Linked DNA regions of Homo sapiens: region 1 is linked to region 2. The links are chromatin contacts, found by Hi-C in ENCODE. All regions are on one chromosome and are shown on one strand. The core of a region is the stretch at or near the end of the contact, and the rest is flanking DNA. Distances in the headings are between cores, read along the strand shown. Region 1 overlaps LOC105378008 (a long non-coding RNA gene). Region 2 holds the start of TAAR6 (trace amine associated receptor 6).

Region 1 (6,653 bases), core at 2,401-4,900, 350 kb before region 2:
ACAGCAGCTAGTAGGCCCTCTATATGTGTTGATGCTTCACTTGCTTACCACAGGACAAGGGCCCTCCAGAAAGGGAAGCATGCTGGGTAGGTGGAGATCCTTTTTTGCCTCTGGCAGACTCAGCAAGAGGTGACTGATGCTAAAAAGAACAGCGATAACCCTTTTCTGTTTGCTAAAACTAATGTTGTTCCTATTATTCTAATTTTGTTTACTTTAAAAATTAAAAGTAGTTATTTGAATCAAGCAACATATTCCCAAAAACAGATGAAGTGGACATTTTAATACAGACTGAAGTAAAAGAAACATTGTACTGTAGCTCCCTCACATGGATCTTAAGTGTTGAATAACAGCCTCCAGATAATTATTTCCTCTATCCCATACTCTTCTCCCTTTTGGGGTGCTGCCCAGGTAAGCAGCCAGTACTAAGTATCTGATAACATGCCTTGTTGGGCCATGTAGAATAATATTTTCTTCTGAGCCCTGTAATTTTGCCCCTCCACAATCTAAGGGTCCACGCCCAGCACATCTCGTCTCCTGGGAAACCCACAGCAACTCAGTGGCCAATAGTTATACTATTTCTACTTCTTCCAAACCAAGACGAAGATGATTTGAAATTTCTGTTTGTTTATTGCCCGCTGAACATACATTCCAAAAATACTGGAGAAAATACGAAGATGAAGTATTCTCTGAATTAGAAGCCAAATGTCTCCTCAAAGCCAATTTTACTGGTTGGTTATATTATGTTTGTAAAGGTTATTTTATGGAATCAATTTACATTCACCTCTACTATCAAATTTAGTAAGTGTTAATTATATTTCTTATATAAGAGGAGGCAAAACTTTAATTTTTTGCATATTCTCTGCTAGGTATCTTTATTTTAGACACATATCGAATTTTTGTATTTACCTAAACACTCTTAGTTCTATTTTAGAGATTAAAAACTAAGGTTCAGCTTATATCCAAAAGACAGGGAACAACAAATGCTAGCAAGGATGTGGAGAAAAGGGAACCCTCATACACTGTTGGTGGGAATGTAAATTAGTACAACCACAATGGAGAACAATTTGGAGGTTCCTCAAAAAACTAAAGATTGAGCTATCATATGATCCAGCAATCCCACTGCTGGTTGTATACCCCAAAAAAAGGAAATCAGGATATGGAAGAGATATCTGCACTCCTATGTTTGTCGTGCACTGTTTGCAATAGCTAAGATTTGGAAGCAACCTAAGTGTCCATCAACAGATGAATGGATAAAGAAAATGTAATCCCTATACACAATGGAGTACTATTCAGCCATAAAAAGAGAATGAAATGCAGTCATTTGCAATGGTCCTGGAGATCATTATGTTAAGGATAATAAGCCAGGCACAGAAAGACAAACATCACATGTTCTCACTTATTTGTGGGATCCAAAAATCAAAACAACTGAACTCATGAACATAGAGGAGTAGAAGGATGGTTACCAGAGTCTAGGAAGGGTAATGAAGGGCCGGCAGGGAGGTGGGGATGCTTAATGGGTACAAAAAAGAAAATAGAAAGAATGAATAAGGGCTGGGCATACTGGCTCACACCTGTAATCCTAGCACTTTGGGAGGCTGAGGCAGGTGGCTCACTTAAAGTCAGGAGTTCGAGACCAGCCTTGCCAACATGGTGAAACCTCGTCTCTACTAAAAATACAAAAATTAGCCAGGGATGGTGGTGCACACCTATAATTCCAGCTTCTCTGGAGGCTGAGGCAGGAGAATCGCTTGAACAAGGGAGGAGGTTGCAGTAAGCCAAGATCGTGCCATTGCACTCCAGCCTGGGCAATGGAGCAAGACTCCATCTCAAAAAAAAAAAAAAAAAGGATGAATAAGACCTACAATTTGATAGCACAATAGGGTGACTATAGTTCACTAAGAACTTAATTATACATTTTGAAATAAATAGCCTAACTGGATTGTTTGTAACTCAAAGGATAAATGCTTGAGGAGATGGATACCCCATTCTCCATGATGTGCTTTTTTCATATTGCATGCCTGTATCAAAACATCTTAAGTACCTCATAAATACATACATGTAGTATATACACCACAAAAATAAATAAAATTCTAAAAATTTTTTAAATAAACTCTAAAAAATCAAGTTTATTAAAAATAAGTACTCACACTAAATATATTGTTGCTTTGATGCTAAGAATGATATTTAAAGTTTATGTTGGAAGATGTCTCACCCTGGAACTTTTTAAAAAAATCTGTTTCTTAAACTGCCAGTGACTTCTCCTAAATGGTATTTGGGAAAAGGTTCATGTTGCTTGGGTTGTTGAGTTCTCAAAGGAAAGGTGAGGGATGGAAAAAATTCTAGGTGTTGGTTTTTTCTTCACAGGCTAGCGGCAGAGAGAAAAGAAGAAGTAAAAATTAGTATTGTCTTGATATCAAATTGGTATTTGATAATTGTATGCTTATGTTGAACAAAATTTGGGGAAACTTAGCTTCTCACATAGTGTTCCAACCAACTCAACACCTTCCCCACTTTTGCCCAACTATTCCCTTGACCTCACTAATGCTTTATATGAAGTATATACCTCAGTTTGTGACTTAGAGTACTCCTAAACAAACCTTTCCGCAGATCACATTTGTGTAAATCAAATCACATTCATTATCCTGCAGTAAACGCAGTCTAAAAGGACAGATTCCTCAGTGCTGTGCTTAATCACACCCAAATTTACAAACCCAATAAATCAAGACATCAGTGCATCTGACTGTCTTCTGGTGTAGAACACGTGTGCATTTGCTCCTTAGCAAGTTCATGGTGCTCCAGTACTTGACATAATAAGTCTAGGAGCCACAAAGAAGACTCTCTGAGGAACTGCACGTCTGAAGAGAAGATGTGGGCATGAACTTGAATCAGCTAGAATACTGGGGGTCAGGAGGAAACGAGGAATGAGACTTGTGTTGGGACTTTGGGGGAGTTCTGCAACTATTCAGAAACAGTCTCCAAAACAATCCATTTTATTTCAGTAGAAATTTCTAAATTTCTTAATTTCCCAAGGAACTGACAAATAAGATGATAAAGATAGATATTAGACAAACTAGGGTGAGGAATAACTTTTAAAGTTTCTCTCAATTATTGAGCATTTTAGATGCCCATTATTTTTCTGCCCCAATTCAACTCAAGAAATATAAACACCATGTCTCCCAGATGACATATGTAAGTCACATTCATTATGTCCCCAAACGCTTATATAACAAGCCTTCGGTTTCACAGCAAGTGGCGAAGTTGATGGTAAAATGTTTTTATTTTCCTCCTCCTGGTAGATGCTTGTGTGAAGTGATGGAACTCCTTATCCTACCTTTTATATGCCGTGGCATGTGGGAATGCAGACATAGCAGAGAAGACTTGAGTATATTGAGTGAAGGACCTTAGGTATGGAGAGGTAGAGGACTGGTGAAGGAAGCAGGAAAATTAGTAAATGGCCTTCCTCTCCTGTACTCTGCACTCTAACTTTCAGGAAAAAGTAGTTGTAGTCAATCTCTCAGGGTATTGGTTAATTCTTCCTTCCAGTTTAAATGGTTCATGGGTCAACTGTTGACCTCCTCTGCATAAGACAGCCTTGAGCAATCGCCTCCTGAGCAGCAGGCTGGGCAAGGTTCCACATTCCATGGTCCTTTGCTGGAGGAGTTGGACACAGGAAGAGAGAGAGAGAGCATAAGAGACTACTTGCAGTCCACTAAGCCAAGAGCACTTTTGCTTCTGCATATCTCAAACATCTGAAAGCCTATGCAGGTTTCTGTTTACGGGAGAAACTATCAAGGATGCCAGCAAAATACACACCAGTTTCCTAATTTCCAAGTGTCTATGGCAAAGTAAGAGCTTTCCATTTCCAGCACCAAAATACATAACATTGCATCTGATGTGCTGCTTATTTATTCTCTTTAAACTTTTAATTCAGAAGCTCAACTTGTCTTAAATGGCTTAAAGCCCAAACCAACACAGCAGTTACAGCTCTCTGACATATTGTTTGTAACCAGAAAAATCAGCAAAGCCAGAAGCTTTCTGCTGTGAGCACTTTTGTTTCCCCTCTTTTGTTTTATTAACCTCTCCACAGCTGGTGCAGTCGAAAACACTCTTTCATCACATGCTTAGCAGAAGTTCAAGTGTAGCAGAGAATGCAGCCAAGAATCTGTCTGCTGGATTCACTGTCAGAATGTCATGTTTCACTTCTAACTTAACTCCTATCTGATACAGATGACGGAAACAGACAAAGCAAATCTGCAACAGGAAAGGCTCTCTCTCTGGACCCTCTCAAACTGATTAATAATCCAAGGATTCGAGGACAAGTCAAATAGCAGAGTAGTAATATTTTCACATTAATATAAGAATTCAGGATTCACAGGATTTTCTGCTTGTCCATCCTTTTTTTTTCTGATGTAGTAAACAGCCTACAGATCACAAAGCTACTGAATTATGAAGCAATAATGCACTCTTGTCTGACACTACTTAGAATTTATAAAATAGATTAAAAATTAAAATAGTATCAAAAATTTACCAGACTTCCTGTTTCCTTCTTTATTTTAATGAAGCATTTATATTCCTAGTCTTTGTACATCAATATCTTTTTTGTAGGCTAGGGAGTCTTTATCAGAATTGGTTACTACTCAGGTAAATACACACTTATATACTATTGCTACAAGGTGATTATTGGCTGTTGGAATTTTTTTAATGTCATTAGATGAGTACTCAAGTTACTTTTCTTGGAGAGAGGATACATTTTCAGCAGCATTTCCCAAACTGCCTGGCTTGGGTAAAAGTTTGCCTTTATTATAACAGAAGTATTTTAGCTTCTTTCCTAATATGTTCATAATTATAAAAATACTTCAAATTTAGTGAACTATTGTTGGCTTCATCTCCCAAATGTAGGAACACACAATCCTTTTTCTGTTGTGACATTCAATTCATAAGCACATTAACAGAAATTAAGTATCTCCTAACACTTGAGAAAAGGTAATACCTAAGTGATGTCTCAGCCATCTTATCCTTTCCCCCAGAACTTCCAAACTGCCTCAGGACCCAGGGATCAAAGTGTTAGCACCCGGCAGAGCACGAAACTTTAAGAACTTCAGAAGTCCTGCTGATGGTCCAAGTTCCTGCCATATATATTTCTAAATATTTTTAATATCACTGCTAGTATCATAGTGGAAATATTCATTTTACAAATATTTATTGAGGACTTAATGACATACCAGATACTGTTCTAGGTCCTGGCTGAGCTAGTCCTAAATGACATAGATAAAAATACCTGCAATGAAAAGAAGTGGACAGATTCTGGTTGCGTTTTTGAAATAAAGTAATCAGGACTTGCTGATGGATTTGGTGTAGGGAGAAAGAAGAGAGAGAATTCAAGGAAACCTCATAAGTTTCTTACTCAAGCAACTGCTAGATGAAGGTGCTATTTATTTACATGGGGGAGAATGGGAAGGAGTGGGTTTGCAAAGGTACGTTTCACAGTAGACTTGAATTCACAGAAACATATATGGTAAAACCTATGAGAAAACTTTCAAAAGAACACAGAATCACTTACCCTACCTATGTGCCAATTCTTCATCTATAAATCTGAGACATTAATATCTACCACACATAATTCAAGAGGTTGTGGTAATAATCCAACATGGTAACAGATATGAAGTTATTGTTATTGTTGGAGAAACATGGGTCACTATCACTAACACCATCACCCAGATTTCTGGGAACCATTATATTTGGTTCTTCTAGGCTCTCACCAGATAGGAATGTGGGTGGTGGAAGCTCATAGAACAGAGAAGAGTTGTAACAGTGGAAGGTAAGATCAGCAATTAAAATCTCCCCAAAATTAGGAGACTGTAGAGATGGTCTGTACATCAATTACAACATTTCAGAAATGGTTTCTCAACCAATCACTTTTTTATTATTTATTTATTTTTTTTGAGATGGAGTCTAGCTCTGTCTCCCAGGCTGGAATGAGGTGCTGCAATCTTGGCTCACTGCAACCTCCACTTCCTGGGTTCAAGCGATTCTCCTGTCTCAGCCTCCCAAGTAGCTGGGATTACAGGCACCTGCCACCATGCCTGACTAATTGTTTCACCATGCTCGCCAGGCTAGTCTCGAACTCCAGACCTCAAGTCATCCACCTGCCTCGGCCTCCCAAAGCACTGGGATTACAAGCGTGAGCCACCTTGCTCAGCCCCACTTTTCTTAACATTAATGAAAAACTGGACCAATTTTGACATTGTTTTACATTAGATAAATAGGATTAAGATAAATTGCAATTGGATAAATTGCAATTAAACTGTCTTATCTAATATAATTATGAAAGGCAAGATAAAGGGCAGAGAAAAGGAACAAATGATTTCATTCATATGCCTCACTCATTTTCACATTTCCCCACTCATGACTTTGGGCAAGTTGAGTCTTTGCATCTATAAGACATGGATCATGAATGCACTGATTACACCTTACTGAGTTGTGGAAAGAATCCAAAGAAACAATGCATGTGAGCATGCTATTCGAATGGGTGTTGTTATTTTACCAGCAGAACATATAGAAGGTACACAGTGGAAAAACTATTTGCAGGCTACAGTTAATTATTTGTTTTATATCTTCTTACTTCACCCCATGGCAACCACAGCATCTTGTAT
Region 2 (7,066 bases), core at 768-3,267:
TGTTATGCCTGTGTCTAAGGCATCTAGCACTGATTTCCATACAATATAGGCACAGGTTTCATGTTTGGTAAATGGAAAAAACATGGATGAATACCTGAATGCTTCTCATTGATGTATATTCCACATGGCTTCTAATCTTGCAAATTCCTTGCTGTAATTAAGTTTTAATATAGAAAAAAAAAGAAAAGAAAGCTAGAGACTGCACTTGAAAGATATCCTCCCTAAAGGAACAAGTAATATTCAATGTGTATGAACTGAATAATGTAACACAGGGCTCTATTCATACCAACTCTTTAAACAGTTTTGTGCAATAGCAAGAACAGCAGCCAAATAATCATCCTAACATCATTCTGGGAAGTACAGTGGCTTCTGCTTCCCACTTTGGGGGAGGAAATAATTACAAGAATGACAGTAACTGGTTTGACAATTACAACAGCCTGGTCAAGATGATGTCTTCATTTGCAAATTGCCCCATACACCCTGAGATCTCTCCCAAGATTGAATAAATTAAATTAATACCTAAAAGGACTCCTGTGGTAAAATAACCAAAGCAAAAGAAACCAATAATTTGATAAAGGCTATTCACAAATGAAATTTTTGGCAGGCTGGGAAAGAGTAGAAAGCTTTGTAAAGAAAAGAGGAAAGGGAATAAATAAAAAAAAAAAAACAAATATTTTTAGGAAAAATACCAGAGCAGAGGGAAGAGTCAATGGATTAAAAGACAAAAAGTGTCTGCAGGGAGTGGGATATGCTGAGCTCTAAAGCAGTTAACAAATAGGAATTTAACATTTGTTAGCCAAGTAAATACTTTTGCAGAAGGGACAGGAAAGTGCACATCTTAACAAGACTGAAAAACATTGATTTGTTTTTCATTTGAAGAGCAATTTATTTGCTATTCATTCATAGTCTTACTTGATTTTTAAAAACTCATTTCGCTTGGTAATTTTAAAGGTATCCTGAACTTCGTCTATACAACTGCTTATATATGTTCAGAAAACAAATTCATGGTTGCTGAACTGTTCTTTAAAACCTGACCAGTTACAATAACTTTTATTGCTTTCCTAAACCATGGGTAAAATAAAGCATAAATCAAAGGATTCATGGCTGAGTTATAATAAGCACACCAACAGCAAATCTCATAAATACAGGCAGGGGTTATAAAGCCCATAAAGGCATCAATTAATGAATCAATGCTATATGGTAACCATGAAATCATAAATGCTACCACTGTGACCCCCAGGGTTTTAGCTGCTTTTCTCTCTCTCCTGGCCACTCTGGCTTTGTAACTCTCTGAGGATGATTCTGTCTTGCTACCAGTATTTTCTATCTTTTTCGCCTGTCGTCTAGCCACAAGAAATATGTTACCATACAGAATTATCATAATAAAGGTAGGTATAAAGAAGGATAGAAAATCTGTCAACACCCAGTTTTGATTTACAACGGTCTGACAACCTCCTATACAGTTTAGGGCATCAGATAATTCCTCCAGCCCATCGTCATAGACACCTGTGTAGAACACAGCACCGCTGTACATGAGGGGCAGGATCCAGGACACGCTGATGCAAATTCCTGACACAGATACGGTGAACTTGGTAGGATAGACCAGGGGGTCAGTAACCGCAATGTACCTGTCGATGGAGATGAAGCACAAGTGAAAGAGAGAAGAGTAACAAAATGCCACATCACAGCAGGTGTGGAAAGTACAAAAACTCCTCCCAAAATACCAGCAGCTCTCCACCGTCCTGACCATGCTGAAGGGCATCACAGTCACACCCACCAAGAAATCAGCGCAGGCCAGAGAGGCAACGAGAAAATTGGTCGGAGAGTGCAGCTGCTTGAAATGGAGGATTGAAATCATCACCAGGAGGTTTCCAAACACAGCCAGCACAGCCCCAAAGCCAAACACTATGTACAGAATCACCCGGGATCCCGGCGAGAAGGGGATTTTCACACAGGACCCATTCACGTTCGCGTAGCACAGCTGCACAGCCACCAGCAGGGATGAATTGCTGCTCATAACGCTGTTATTTACATATGGAGAAGTTTTGTCCTTGTTGATTATCACAAAAAATACAGGATTGTTCCTGATTTTCAGTGCTCCTGCGGAAAAAAACACATATTCACCAGGATGCCAGAGGAAATGATCAGATATTATCTCTAATATAATTTTTCAAGTTTCCATTTTTATTATAAATCCCAAATGTTTATGACAAAATAAAATTTGACAAAAATTATATTGCACAAGATTATTGGAGATTGTTTCAACTGATAAATGTCTCATGCTCTTAATTTGATAAAATTCCTTTTGATTTTAAATATCCTTTCATATTTTATTTTTACCTTTTGAGTTTCTCTGTGCAACAGTCGCTGATATGGAATGTAATTATGGAGCTGAAAGATCACCTCCTGTTATCTTTATCTCTGTTATCTGTCCTGCATTACCGCCTTAAAGATGAAGTCCTTTTAGCTAAATAAATGCCTTCAATGGGAAAATCCCTCGATGGAATCCCTGTAGTGCGCGGTGTGAACTAGTATGATTATTTTCAACAGTGATTACTAGGAAAGTTATTCTACAAAACAGGTCTCTACTCTATATTAAATTCTATTATCATTATTGTTTTAGGCCAAAGATTTGTTTTTCCTTAGTGCATAGACTTGAACCATTCCCTTGTTCCCAATCATAACTTAGCCACCCGGGTTTTTGTTACAAAGATACAATAGGGTGTAAATAGTAAGCATCAATACTTGGCTCTTTCTCTTCTGTTAAGAATCAATTTTCCATCTGCATTGGTTACCAACAAGCAGAAATTATTATAATACATAGTGAGGGGAACTTGAGATTGATAAAATATATTGCATGAAAGCATTAAAGAACGACATGCTGTTTAGACACACCGGCATTTCTGAGATGCTGGTGGAAAGACCAGTCCTCTTCTCAAGACATTGTTACTGGGAACACATCTGCAATGTGTCTGCATCCACATGACAAATGGGCAGTGAGCCCTCTCTCTCTGACTACGCATTTGTTTGCAATTCCTGGTGACTGGCCTTTGTGCTCCCGATGCTAAAAGCAGTCAAAAAAATAAGAATAATGAACAGGAAACTGGAAAATGGGAAGAGAATCCTCAGTAATGTTCCCAACCCTGGAATGTAAAGACACTGCAGAGTGAAGAAAATATTGTTATTATTATATTATTGTCTTCCTGAAGAAGGGTTCAACTCTCTTTCCAGTACAGGGCTGTGACTTTAGAGACATTTGTGAACTTGCTTTTCAAGTTATAAAGAGTGATAAGTATTATTATTAATCAATCTCGCTATCTGATTCCTACTCAATAAAATTAACACTCTTAACCAAGTAGTTTTCAGATGCTTCTTAATATTTTCTGTATGTCTGATTTTGTGAAATGGTGTCAATTTCTTATATAGACAAAACCCCGTGCGGGGCTTTCTCAACTTGAGCACAATGGACTTTTGAATTCAGATAACTCTTTGATATGATAAATTATTCTGTTAATCACGTGGCTTTTAGCAGCACCCCTGCTACGAGATGTCAGTAAAATCCTTCTAGTTGAGATACCAAAAACGTCTCCAGACATTGCCAAATTCCTCAAGGGACAAAATCAACCCCCTTCCTCCATTAAGACAATTGTCTTAGGCAATAAAAAAGTGTCAAGTGATGCCTCGATTTCAAATAGAAAAATAACTTTATATCCCTTCATCATTCTGATATTCATTTATTAATTCATCTATTCAACACATATTTATTGAATTCCAGTAGCTGTGTATTCAAGTAATGAACAAAACTGTTATGACCACTATACTCACGAAGCTTATAATCTTAAGAGGAAAACAAAACTTAAGGAAATAGAAAGACAGATTTACAATTTCAAATTGTGATAAGTACTACACAGACGAAAGACAATAGCGTCTACAGTAAGCACAATGACAGGCAGATGAGACAAAGGGGTCCCTAAAAACATGAGAAAACAAAAATTCTACTTTAATATTTATAGAATTTTAGATATTCTATTTTTTTATTGTACCACTTAAACGTACTAGAGGATTCTGTTTTAACTTATACTTTAATGTTCTGGATTAGTGAATAAAGAGCCCTAGTCCAGTGCTGACATGGGATGTCAATTGGAGGGTGTTTTCAAGGCCTCTAAAATTATTGCACATATACAACTCTTTCAATCTTGCTCCTAAAACCATCATCATAAATGGATTTGGATCAGATAAGATCGAGAGTAAGCAGAAATCCTCTTTCCCAGAGTTTTATGATTCTAACACCCGGGGAAGAATTTGGAGGCAAACTTTTGAGTGTCTTGCATCAGCTAAAGTTTTCAGTCTCACTTCTACACTTGCTCTTTAGTTTGCAGGTTGTGAACTCCTTAAAGACATTTCTAAAATAAAAGTCCACTAAGTAAACCATCTCCCCAGTGATCCAGAGTGTGAAACATTCTTCATTATGACTAAGGTGGGAGAAAGATGTGATAATGAGGCCCTGTTGTTGCAGTACCCAAACTCAGAAGTTTGTTAATAAGAGAAAGGGGAGACAAATGTTTTGTACTCTTGTCTCTTTGGATTAGAGGCTAAAAGCAACCAAACACAAAGCAGGGTCGAAGTGTTCAACTGTAAAGGAAAAGAAGTGGGCATTGATTATATGCAATCAATTTATCTAAGTTATGGTCTAAGTAATTCTTCAAGTTAGTGCATAGCTGAGTCAGTGCTCAGGTTGATTCATTCCATAATCCATTTGTGTTTGACAAGTATTTCTTAGAAATATAGATTAACAGCTTGTGGAATACTTTGAGTAGGGTGAGAAACAGTATGAAAGTACTTTTTCTTCAATCACAGCCTCCAAATGAGCTCTAGCAAATCTTCCTTTTTTAATACCTTAGTTTTATATCTGAGGTAGAACTCATACTTGTCCAGTCATTTTTCTTCATTTTTTCGTTTATTTGCTATATCAATTTATACAAGTGTAATTAAAGTAAAGAATTCTAGGTAAGTGTTTTGTCAAAACAAATTTGTAAAACACACTGACACTTAGATCCACTGGAAAATGAATCATGCACTGGAATCCTTGGATTCTATTGTTTTTGTTTTTGAATTAATTTATTTATTTTCAAAACCCAGTTTATTGTGATACATTGATGTAATATTATACTAAAACAACCATAAATCTCTAGGACATTTTATCTATATAATTTTAAATTTGTGAATATCTTATCCATTATAATTCCAACAAAACTTATTTTTCTTACGAATACGAATTATCACTAACTACAATCCTAAAAACCATATTACTTTGTATTTTGAAATATTAAAATAAATTTTATGCATATTTCTTTAGTTAAATATTTCCTGATTTACAAATTACACAATACAGTCTCTGAAACTTTGTATACAAAAGTAATTGTCGAGTGCTGTGGATCAAAGTATAAGAATCAGTTTTATTCATTTATTAAACTCAAATTGACAACTATGTCAATTATGTTATAATTATGGTAAGCAGACTAATTAGGATTTTGTAGAAACTACAATGTCAAATTTTATCTGTGTAAGATGATGCGATTAGACACATTAATTGCCCTTTGCAGCCAATCTTACCCCCACTTCCTTTCTCCTGCCATGGGCAAGCACTGATCTCCTTTCTATCGCTATAGATTATTTTTGCCCATTCTCAAAATCACATGTGAAGAGAACCACACAGCATGTACTCCTCTGTGACCAGCTCTTTCACTCAGTTCAGTATCTGGGAGATTCATTCATGTTATTGGGTATATTCGTTGTTCATTTCTTATTATTACTAAGTAGGATTGCATGGCATGAATATACCACACCTGATTTATTAATATACCCCGTTGATAGACGTTTGGACAGTGTTCCTGTCGGGGCTGCTATAGCAGTGCTGTAAATATTCATATACAATTATTTGCATAAACACATGCTTTTATATTTTTGGGTAAATATCTAGATGCAGAATTGATGGATTTTATGGGAAACTTATGCTTAACTGTGTAAGAAGCTAAGAACTATCTTCTAAAATAATTGCACCATTTTATGCTCCCACCAGCAACCTGAATGTTCCAATCGCTCTAAGCCCTCTTCAACACTTGGTACTGCCATTTCTTTTTGTTGTATCCATTCTACAGGGTGTAGCAGTATCTCACATTTTTAAGTTGGTGAATAATGATGTTGAGCATCTTTTCATGTTATTATTAGCTGCTAATGTATTCATTTTAGTGAACCATCTGTAAAAACGTTTGCTCATTTTTCACTGAATTTTATTTTTTATTATTGAGTTGACTGGATATATCTTATTTCCAAATACATGCTGTAAATGTCTACTTTTCAGTCCCTTGACAGTGTTTTTGAAAAGTAGAAGGTTTTAATTTTCAAAAAATTTAACTAATTTGTATGGTTATTGACTTTGTTTATTTTCTAAGAAATCTTTGCCTGTCCCGATTATCCCAACTTTTTCTTCTATGCTCCCTCTAGAATTTTTACAATTTTAGTTCTAATGTTTAGATCTAATTTCATATTAATTTTGAATGTGTTGTGAGGAAGGGTTTGGGGTTTAGTAGTAGCCATAGTAGTAGTATACGAATATTCAGCAATTCCAGCAGCATTTCTTTAAAAGGCTATTCTTTCTGAGTAACTGAGACTATAGGCATGTGCCACCACACCCAGCTAATTTTTTATTGTTAGTAGAGACGGGGTTTCACCATGTTTGCCAGGCTGGTCTCGATCTCCTGACCTCATGATCCACCCGCCTCAGCCTCCCAAAGTGCTGGGATTACAGGCGTCAGCCACTGCTCCTGGCCTCTAGTAAGTCAGGTTGTATTAATATAAGGCTTCCACTTTGCTATCCTTTATCAAAATTCTTTAGTCCATTCCATTTCTTTTGAGATTTCATATAAATTTTAAAATCACCATGCCGATTTCTGCTCAAAAAAACCTGTGGAATTTTTGTTGGTATAAAATTGAGTCTATAAATGAATTATGGAGTGAGAGGTGCTAAAATATCTGATTAAGGTAAATTTGTTCATTTATCCTTTTA

Evidence for each region. A loop is a pair of places that touch in the nucleus more often than their neighbours do.
Region 1: a loop to region 2 is called in a map with no recorded cell type, with 2.1 times the contacts of the local background. The contact joins the enhancer-like site here to the promoter of TAAR6 in region 2. A Hi-C loop is called at or near these places in 1 of 37 single-sample maps with no recorded cell type.

The regions. Positions count from the first base shown.
Region 1 is chr6:132,916,653-132,923,305 of GRCh38, reverse strand. It overlaps LOC105378008 (a long non-coding RNA gene), which reads right to left. Exons shown (of 8, transcript XR_001744346.1): 3 at 3,332-3,651; 4 at 2,148-2,365. Among named protein-coding and RNA genes, the nearest start is that of SNORA33, 100 kb to the right of the region's middle. Within about 2 kb of position 3,650, at least 4 of the 41 ENCODE cell types and tissues checked have a DNase peak (open chromatin) inside an H3K27ac peak, as active enhancers do.
Region 2 is chr6:132,565,273-132,572,338 of GRCh38, reverse strand. It overlaps TAAR6 (trace amine associated receptor 6), which reads right to left and starts at 2,017. Exons shown (of 1, transcript NM_175067.1): 1 at 980-2,017. The coding sequence starts at 2,017. The coding sequence ends at 980.